Regions from separate parts of the Homo sapiens genome. Here region 2 is linked to region 1. Evidence: chromatin loops called from intact Hi-C (ENCODE). Cell type or tissue: PC-9. All regions are shown on one strand. Each heading gives the region's core, and the rest is flanking DNA. Links, peaks and the distances in the headings are about the cores only.

Evidence for each region. Peaks named below come from ENCODE experiments on the same cell type or tissue, not always from the same donor. Only the 100,000 strongest peaks of a DNase experiment are listed, where the experiment ranks them.
Region 2: a loop joins it to region 1, with 10 times the contacts of the local background. A loop is called at or near these places in 1 of 110 quality-filtered maps.

The regions. Positions count from the first base shown.
Region 1 is chr4:78,291,363-78,296,750 of GRCh38, forward strand. The region is part of intron 14 of FRAS1 (Fraser extracellular matrix complex subunit 1); the gene reads left to right. Among named protein-coding and RNA genes, the nearest start is that of SNORD161, 5.1 kb to the left of the region's middle. In PC-9, for the core only: no CTCF peak of the experiment used is centred there; DNase peaks (open chromatin) are centred at 2,149 and 2,559; H3K27ac peaks cover 1,664 bases.
Region 2 is chr4:78,567,136-78,572,523 of GRCh38, forward strand. All of the region lies in intron 2 of ANXA3 (annexin A3), which reads left to right. Among named protein-coding and RNA genes, the nearest start is that of ANXA3, 18 kb to the left of the region's middle. In PC-9, for the core only: no CTCF peak of the experiment used is centred there; a DNase peak (open chromatin) is centred at 2,296; H3K4me3 peaks cover 285 bases; H3K27ac peaks cover 3,422 bases.

The DNA.
Region 1 (5,388 bases), core at 200-5,199:
CTAGATCCCTCACATAGGCAGTTCACAATAGGGTTTGCACTCACTCCTATGAGGCAGAGCTTGGTGACAATGCTGCCTCACCCACTGCTTGCCTCCTGTTGTGTGGCCCAGTTTCTAACAGGCCACACACTGAAACTGATCTGTGCCTGGGGGTTGGGGACCGCTGGTTTAGGAGATGGTACCTGGTGTCTAGAAAGCCCTTCATATAAGTTTAGAGACTTGGGTTCTGCTTTCTATTGTCCTTCTTCCTTGTTCCTTTTATTTCATTTCCCCTTTCATTCTTTTTTGACCATTGTTCTAGGTCCTGAGTACATGAAGTGTATAAAGTAAATAAGATTCAGTCTTTGCCTATAGTGAGCTCACAGTCAAGGCAGGTTAGTTGTTGCTTATAGAGATGTAAAATAAAACAAAACAAACAAAAACAAAATCCAAAAGCCTTTGAAGTTTATTCTATATCTGAGTGCTGTATGGTCTCAGATTTTGAGACGTAAAGAATCAAACAACTGAACATTTTACAGGATTATAAGGGATAGGATTATTTTGAATGGCACCTCTACCACTTGCTGCAAGAGGGCTTTGGCAAACCATTTAACCTCTCTGAACTTCAATTTTTTCAACTGCAAAATGGGGACGATATTATCTACTTTAAACCATTATTATGAAGGTTAGAAAAGCTGTTTGAAATGTATAAATACATTATGCCTGGCCTTAGTATGTGGACTGTAAAAGGCAGCTATTGATATTATTGAAACCATTCCTTTATTTTTCAACCTATAGAGATAAAAACCAAATAGCTTTCATTAAGTAACAAAAAGCTTTCTGCCATTAATGTCTCATCTAAATAAAATCTGCTTTTATATGTTATGGAGAAGTAAATATATAGAGAACAGTATACTGTATTCTTTATAGCAAATTAAAATCCCTTTTTCTTTTAAAAAGGAAAGAAAATTTTAAGTGCTCAGATTAAACAATGAGAATCTATGATTATTTGTTTCTTAGCCAATATTGTGACATATTTAGAGGAAAAGTTTATAATAAAAAAACCTATAAAATTTACAACTAGGATGTTGACCTAGTTGAGATTTAAAAGCTGTGGCCTGAGCAGAGGACCTTCTGAAGTTAATTATTTGTTGGAACGATGGTTGACTGGAGCAGCCAGTCATTTGCAGAAATGAAGCACTGACCTTGCAAAGCCAGGTCCAAAGCAGCAGGGATTTAATGGGTCTTGGTGTTGTGTTCCAACACATGACTTATCCCAGCCTGGCTGTGCCCTGGGTGGACCTCTTGACAATGGCACCTATGAAACTACTGTTCTGAAATCCAGGAGCCCTCCTCGCAAGACAGGGGCCCCCCTTTCTCTGTTGGGATAGTCATGGCCAAGCTGGTGTCACCTCCATGGCCCTTGCAACATACCCCAGGATTGGAGGGTTAGTCTCAGTTTCATTGCCGGGTCACATACTCAGTTTAGGGGCCCTGCATGTTTCTACCACTGCCTTCACTCATTTTGTTCTACTCTTTAAATCCTATGCATTGTTCAGAACTTCTTTGGCATTCTACAGCAATTATGGTCCCTTACTAAATTGCTGACTGTCTCATAAAGGTGACTTGTTGCTTCAAGTGGTATCTCCTGTCTCTTCGATTCTGTTCATGCATAAATATTTGTGGAGCCTCTTCTATGTACCACGCCCTGTCCCAGACACCAGAGATACAGAGTGAAGCAGACAGAAAACTTCCCTCTAGTTAAGGAACTTAACTTCCTCAATGGGAGGAGAGTGCCTCTAAACAAATAAACAAGATAATATTAAATACTTAGATAGTTATCATTATATGAAATTATTATTATCAGTGCTATAAAGATACCTTACAGGGGAATATGATAGGAAATGATCAGTCATTGGGGCAGGGACATGCCGTATACTTCTGAATTTCACATGGTGCTAAGTATATCTGTGGCCCTCTGGAATAATTTTTGATAGAAAAAATGTGATAAACCATTGCATAGAGAGCAATCAACAGAAATGTACAGGCATGACTAAACTTTGGCTTACAGATGACCTATCTTCCATTTGGCTTCCACTATTTGCTCCTTGTCAGCAATTTCTGGCTAGTGGTGGCCTCAGGATAATTACAGACTCTCTATTTTTCTCACCCCTCTTTTTCTTCTCTTTTCCTCATGTTTAACATAGTTGTGGGCTTTATTAGAGTTGGGAATGTGACTTATAAAATCAACTGTCTTCAAAACTTGGGTCGTGTCCATGGAGTATTTCAGGCCATTCAGAAGGGAAGACAATAGGATTGCCTTCCTAGAATGTAAGTTTTTTTGAGTAAACAAGACCCAATGAGGCAGGTGACAACAGTGTTCCAAGGCCCCTCTCTCTTTGGATATTATATTCATATGCAGAAAAAATGGAGAGAAGAGGGGAAAACAGCTGGTGGTGTTGTGTCTGGGACCTTTGCTTTGGCAGGAAGCTGGCTGTGTTTGGCATTTGTCTTTGCCACTTCTAGACCCTTGCTGTGTATGCCAGAAGACAAATGACAGAACAAAAGTATCACATACCAGCAGAGAAAGCCTGCCACAGATGCCACAGAGTTTATCTTTCAGACAGATCCCATTCTTCCCGACAAATCTGAACCCCAAAGTATTTCAGCTATGGATTACAAACTAGTGACAAGTCTTCTGGCTTTCTGCCCAGTTTGGAAGGTTCTCAGTTATTTTAGCTAGACTGTATGGCATACGTTCTTTCTCTTCTCCATTCCCCACCCAAGCACTGTCCCTGTTCTGCCCTCCCCTGCTTCTATGCTGCTCACAGAGCTAACAGCACCTCCTTGTTGTTGCTGCTGAGATCTGAGCAGCTGTGTTAGTGCAGCCAGGAGGTCTGAAAACTCTCCCCATCAAAAGGTTGTTTTGGTTTGCGGTCCCGCCTTTGGCTCTTCAGTTTCAGTAGACATCACTGGAGTAGACAATAGGCATTTAATTAACAGGGGCCACTGGGTGTAGGATTGGGGAGGGAACACAGGGAGTCCTAGCAGCTGTGGATTTTCAGTGGTCACAGAGGATGAGTAGAAGCTGAGAAGCTGGTGGTCTTGAAAACCCTTGGATTATACCTATGTTGTCGATTTAGGAATATAGGTAGAGGGGCAGGAAATAGAAGAGATAACTTTACCAGATACTCCTGATGAGCTGAATGTCTTGCTTTGTCCTCTGACTTATGAAGCAATGAAAGGTCCATGTGGACCTGCCAAAGCCTTCATTGGCTGGGAAGTAATTTCCTTTGGTTCAAGTTCTGTGTCTACCAAAGACCCTGCTAAAAATTCAAATATATTACTCAAGACGGGTAAATCATTCAGCTGTATCACAATCATGGTTAATAGGTTAACAAGTTATTTACCTAGCATGTACCTTAGGGAAAAGGACTATAGCTTTCCTCCCTCCATCATTAGGAAAATTACCAAAATTCCCCCCAAATACCAAATGAATTTATGTTTATTCCAAAAAAAAATAATTAAAGTCAATAAAATATAAGGTATAATAAAAAGTCAGCTAAAATTTCTAACTCAAACTCCCCTAAATCACTACTGTTAGTATTTTGGTGTATGTCTTCCTAATTTATAAAGATATCTTTTTGTGTGTCTATACACATACACTTTTTTTTTCAAAACTAAAATCATACTCTATTTACAGTTTTATTGCTTGCTTGCTTTATGTTATTACTTATCCTTCTACAACATCTTTTTAAACCTGTTGTATAATTTTCCATCTCTGGCTATGCAATCATTCATTTAGCCAATCCTCTATGGTTTGATATTTGTTCCCAATTTTTTTAATTATATGTAACCATGATGTAAACATTTTTAGTAGAAATTGTGGTAAATATTTTTGAATCAATTTTTAGACATGTGACTACCGGGTCCAAAGGTTTATGTACAGTGTTTAAGCTTTTTGACACAGAGTAACATATTATACTCTTTTAAGAAAGTTGTACTAATTTGTACTCTTACCAGAAATGTATAAGGGTGCCTACTTGCCAGCACTCTTGTCAACACTAGGTATTACAAGCCTTCTTAAATTGTCAATTTGATTGATGTAAAATGAAATCTTGTTTAATTTTTATCTTTTACCTATTTTGGGGATTCTTATGAAGCATGTGGAGTTAATCATGCTTGTCAGTTGATGGCCCATTTTCATCATTGGTCTGGGCCAAGCTATTCTCTTGCTTATTTGTCTGCCCATCCATCTGCCTGTCTATTCCTTTTGTTATCATGCCCTATTCCCATTCTCCTTCTTCCCAGCTCCCCTTTTAAATAACTACACTAATGTGATTTAGTGTGTACTTTTTGTATGTATATTCTCTTATTGTTTTGTATGCCTGAGTAGATATTTCCTTCTTTTTTTTTTTTTTTAGATGGAGTCTCACTCTGTCACCCAGGCTGTAGTACAGTGGCGCAATCTTGGCTCACTGTAACCTCCGCCTGCCCAGGTTCGAACGATTCTCCTGCCTCAGCCTTCTGAGTAGCTGGGACTACAGGGGTGTGCCACCACACCTGGCTAATTTTATTTTTTTGTATTTTTAGTAGAGACAGGATTTCACCATGTTGGCCAGGCTGGTCTTGAACTCGTGACCTCTAGTGATCCACCCGCGTTGGCCTCCCAAACTGCTGGGATTACAGGCACAAGCCACCAAACTCAGCCAGATATTTCCTTCTTTCTTGACTTTTTTTTTTCTCACTAAGCAGTGTTTCTAGGATGCATACATGTTATTAGGTGGTGCAAAAGTAATTGCAGTTTAAAAATATAATGTGCATGTCTCATCCAGTGCATCTAGTTGCTGCTCTCCTGTTTGGTTTGCATATCTCCAGCTTTTGATGATGCTGAAGATTTTTTTTACGTGTTTGTACTTTTTTCTATTATGAAGTTCCTCAAGCACTTACGAGTTTTCAGAATATGTGGAGACCAGACATTCCCATTTCAGGTGTAAAGCCTTCAATTGGCAAAGGGAGGCAGTAGCAGGCAGAGGCCCAGTCTGGGAAGGGACAGAAGATTGGAGTAAAAGGATCAAAAATGGTGATGGCTCAGATCTCTTTGGAACTTCTTTTAAATTAGCCTGGAGTTTTAGCGTCTCAGGCAACCAGCCTTGGCCTCTTGTGGGGCTGTGACTGGGGAGGAGGAAGTGGTCTTTCAGGAATCAGAGCCTCACCAAGGTATTTCCAATCACTTTCAAAGAGCTTTTGCTGTTGTTTTGTAGAGGTTGCAAGGAAAGAACTGCTAAGTGTGAAGCCCCTGGGCGAGGCTGGAGCCCATTCGTATAGCTGCTGGCCAAATCCCTGCAGGCTGTAATTCTTCCCTTCCCTTCCTTTCTAAGTGAGCCAACCTTTCCTGTAGTCTTTTCC
Region 2 (5,388 bases), core at 162-5,161, 280 kb after region 1:
AGGCCCCCAGGATTTGCCCTGTAGGAACCGCTTGGTTACCAGTATTTTTCTCTGGCCTTTACCTGCTGTATTAGTTTCCTAGGGCTGCTGTAATAAAGTACCACAAGCTGCTGGTTTCGAATGACATGAATATATTATCTCACAGTTCTGGAGGCCAGAAGTCTAAAATCAAGGTGTGGTCAGGGCCGTCCTCCCTCTGAAAGCTGTAGGGGAGAACTTCTTAGCCTCTTCCTGGTTTCTAGTGGTTTACTGGTATAGGGGAGTAACAGTAATCCCCATAGGTTCTTAGTTGGAAAGCACCTTTGTTACAAAAGACAGATTGACAAGAGAAAACCAGACAGAAGTTTATTAACATGTGTATTTTGAGTATACATGGAGACACCAAGAGAATGAGTAGTTTTCAGAGGTGGCTTTGAATTTCAGCTTATATAGCATCTTCAACAAAGAACAGTAAATTTTTTGTAACAAGACAATAGAAAAGGACCTTTGAATCTCTGTGGGCAGCAACTTGCAGGTGGGGCAGTGAAGAAAGGCAAATAACTTGCAGATAAAGGTTAGTTAGTACAGCTTGCTAATATAAATTCTTCTAATACCATTGTCAGGCTGATAAGGGTCTTAAACTATCTTCAGTCTTTAACCTTTGTTCTCCCTGGTAGTCAGGAGGGCAGAATACCTTTTGTCTTCATAAATCTTTGTCCTGCTTTTAGGCAAATGGAGGAAAGATATCTCTTGAGTATCTGTTTCTTCTTGTCTTCAACAATCCTTCATGTTTTGAAGAGGCACATTCTGGTCTCATACTGGCAGCTCGCAGCTGCGTAACTCCAGTCTCTGCCTTCACCATCACATCACATTCTTTCTGTATGTCTCTGCCTTTACATGGCTGTCTTATAAGGATACCAGTGGTATTGGATTGGGGGCCTGCCACTGTGACCTCATCTTAATTAATTACATCTGCAATAACCTGGTCTCCAAGTAAGGCCACATTCTGTGGTACTGTGGGTTAGGACTTTAAGGTATTTTTTTGGGGAGACACAATTCAACCCATAACACCTGCCTCACTTGACTGCATTTTATTTCAGGGCTGTTTACAGTAAACTTTCTTTGGTTTTGAAAAATGCTTTTTACTGGAAAAATTGAACAGGAAGTCTTAACAATTTCCAAGTTTGATTGCTTTATTTTTTATAATCTACTCCATTTTTCCTTGTATCATAAAGCTTCATGACCCAACATAGCATCTTGACATTGAACAGAGAGCCATCGTTTCTCCCCGGCTCTTTGAGAGCTCCTTGTCCTGGAGTTTTATCTGGAGCTTTGATTTGATGCCTCAATTTTTGGATGTGGCCTTTATAGGGCTTTCTGAAGTGATGAGTGATCTGGCTTCACCGCATCTTCAAAATGTCCCTGCAGCAACTGCTATTCTTGCTCTGTAGCATTTGGCTTTAAATATGTTTCATATCAACAGGGTTGGCACCTTCTGTTTTTCTCTTCCACTCATCCTTCTGAATGTAAATGTTTAACTTCTTGCAAACACAGTACACTTTGCATAAAGAAATAGGTACAACTGGCTTTTGTGAGTCAAAAACAGACTGGCCTCTCCCAGGGGCAATAGCAAACAGCTCCCTAGGCCCAGCTTGGCCAAGCAGTGGCTTCAAGGTGTCATGTGCTAAGGCTGACCTCCGAAGGATGATTTTAGAAGATCAAGGGAGATTATATTGTCTTGAAAAAGATGGTTTAAATGAGATGAAGGCTAGTCTAGTTTAGGAGCAAAGACTGTTGGAACAGACCACTTACTGGCTGTGGGAACTTAGACAAGTTACTTAATCATCAGTTTCATCATCTGTGAAAAGGATTTATTATATCTACCTTATAAGTTTATTGCAAGGATTGAATAAGCAAATGCAGGAAACGCGCTTAGCACAGTACTTGGCACATAGTGATTAGCAGCAATTGTTCTTAGTATAAAGAGCTCCTGTTACTTTCCCCCTTTATCTAGACATTCTTTGCTTTAATTTGTTTTCCAACTGGCTTCAGCAGCATTTTTCTTTTGGAGGCATCTGAAGGTCAAGTTTCAGAAAAGGAAAGCAACTAAATGTGTTTAAATGTGTGGATGGAAATCTGATCAAAGGCAATTTTTTTTTTTTTAAATAGACTTTGCCAAGTATTCAGGTGATGTTCTACGCTAGCACTGACTATGTTAGGACACTAGGGTTACTGGAAATAAACTCAGCCAAGTATTGATTAGTAATATAAATGTCAAGGAATTAAGCTTGCAGTGGAGCAGGCAATGCAAGCAGTCCTGTTTGGCTGTAAAAATGCCGACATTCCTGAAGCGATGAGCTCATCATTAAATTCTTCATCTTCCACACCCATAAGAGAATTCATGGCTTGTTTGCTCATTTTTGCTTTGGTTTTCTAGACAGCTAAGAAGGAAATAAAGCAGTGCTTCTTAAACTTTATTGTGTACTAGAATCACCTGGAAGGTTTGTTAAATCGCAGATTCTGCATCCTGGCCCTGCAGTTGTTGGTTCAGGAACACTGGGGTTGGGCCTGAGAATTTGCATTTCTGTCACATTCCCGGGTGATGCTGATGCAGCTGCTTCAGGAACCACACTTTGAGAACCACTAAGATGAACTCCCTCGAGGCATTGTGATGTGACATAGAGCAGGGGGCATTTTAGTCATAAGGTGATGGGTTTGAGTCCTGGGGCTGTCCTTATTAGCAGAGCTCTTTTAAGCAAATAATCTCTGTGAGACTGGGTTTCTTCCATTTTCAATTAGAAATAATAAAATTCACCTCATGAAGGCTCTTGTAAGAGTTAAATGTTTGTAAATCACTTTGTTCATGTATTAGTTTTAAAAGATTTCATTAATCTTTGATTGTAAGATTATTTTGTAAGTCATGTAATATTTCCGAATGATTTGGGCAACCAAGTCTATCAAATGAATAATGCCATTCGTTTAAATAATGGAAGCAGTTTTAAATATTTCACTAAAATTCCACTTCAGAATTCCCAAGCCCTTTTTCAAGTTGGGGTGTGTGTGTGCGTACTTTCTTCCCCCCTTGTAATTAAACAAGTTATTCCTCCCCCATTTAATTCTTGCTAAGTACTAAATTGCATAATAAATTGGGAATTTCCTCCTTCTCTAATTCTGTGCATTGGCATTTTAGCATATTTTGATGTGTAGGTGGTAAAGGCCAGTGAAAAGTTCACAGCTGGAGTGCAAACCCTGAGTTTTCATGATGCATGAACAACTGGGATCTGACCACAATTTTGTCTTTTTATATTTAGAATCAGCCACGTCAATATCTGCATGGCACAGAATCACCTGGGAGCTTCTTACACATGTAGAATTTAGCACCCCATCTCTAAAACATATGATTCAGTATATAGAAGGTGTGTCCTGGTCATATACATTTAAAGTATCACTCCAGGTGGTACAGAGACTGCACTTCATGAAACACCAGGAATGGTCTGGAATAGTCTAGTTTGCTTTTAAATTCAGCCTCTGCCTGCAACTAGCTGTGTAGACTTGATCAAATTCTCTGGTCTTCTTAAATCTTGGTGCTGTTTATGTGAAATTGCTCACTCTCATTTATTGGGGCTGTTATGCAGATTATAATTAACATATATAAAGTGCTTAGCATGTAAAGTGTGCTGGGCATGAAGCATTCAAACAATCTAACATTGGGGTAGTTCTTTTACAATGCCAGACACTGGAAGGTGGACAGGTAAGATCAACACAAAAGTTCCTAGATGGATAGAAGTGAAATGAAGCCAGTTGGCTCTGTGAATCCATAAAATATTTATCAAGCCTTGGAGAAAGAGAATTCATCAAAAATTATATTAAAGTGACTAATTTATTTTCTTTCTTTCTTTCTTTCTTTTTTTTTGTGAGACACGGTCTCACTCTGTCACCTAGACTACAGTGCAGTGACACAATCACAGCTCACTGCAGCCTTGACCTTCTGCGCTCAAGTGGTCCTCCCACCTCAGCCTCCCAAGTAGCTGGGACCACACCTGCACACCACCACACCTGGTAATTTTTTAATATTTTGTAGAGACAGGGTCTTACTGTGTTGCCCAGGCTGGCCCTGAACTCCTGGGCTCAAATGATCCTCTGTCTTTGGCCCCCGAAAGACCTGGGAGTACAAGAGTGAGCCACCATGTCCAGACTAAAGTGACTGGTTTGTTACAGGTATCTTCAGGTCAGGAACATTCACAACTAGTTTCTAACTTGCAATTATTTTCTAGGTTCTAAAGTTCTTATTTTAGATGCTATAAGATTAAACAGTGTTTGAGTGTATTGAAATCAATTATTCAGTCTAATCTAATGAATCAGCAGACTATCATATTTTACTGTGCCAGAACACTAATTTTCCATTCACTTTAATGTGACAGATAATGTCCTTTCATGAAAATATTAAACCCTTCAAGAGAGCCAAAATGAACCCATATTAATACAAGACAACAGAGCCAATACTATTCAGTAACAGGATAGAAAAATGCTGTTTAAAAGGAAATATTATTACTGTAAAGACAGATTTTTATTCAAGAAGTTAGGAACTACCACATAAATCTACGTTTACTTTGATTTTTCTCAACATCTTTGTGGCTGTCCTTCTTTAGTCTCATAAGCAATTTTAAAATATTTTTTCTATATTATGGTCTTTCCCAGCTTACTGACATGCTTCTAATTTACATGCTTAAAATTAGTAGTGTGGCATTTTTTACTTCCTTGCAATTCCTGAAGATCTATGATGTCAGTAGAGCTTTTAGAAGGTCTTCTAATTGCACATTCATTAAACAAAGCTTAAGAACAGACAGTCCTAAGGGGGTTTTCATTTATGGATCATTTAGTCTGGGATTCCCCAAGGACAATGGTCAACATTAATTAAAACATCTTGAAGTCTGTAAACCACAGTTACTTCTGTGCGAGATGCCATGATGAGCTTTGAATTATCACTTGAAAAATAAGAAGATTTAGGAAATTTCAGCTTTCTTGTTGCTCTCCTGCAAATGCTACTTTAAAACAAATTTTCTTCAGTGTCACCAAGATTAACACAACTTACTGCTCTAGAGAACCAATGTTTTATATTTGTAATTTGTTACACAAAAGAAAAAGAGGACTCCTGAGATATGGGGTAGATATCATATTCCCTGTGTCTGGGGGGTAGACCATCACTTCAACTGTAACTGCCAGATGGGTTCTTCCTGCTCACTGTGCAGACAAAATCAGTCCACTGAGACCATCACATTGCAGTAAAGAAAAAGTTTAATTGATGCCAGGCTAGCCACACCATGTGGGAGACAGAGTTATTACTCAAATCAATTTCCCTGAAGGCTCAAAAGTTAGGGGTTTTTCAAGGTTAAAATGGAGGGCAGGGGG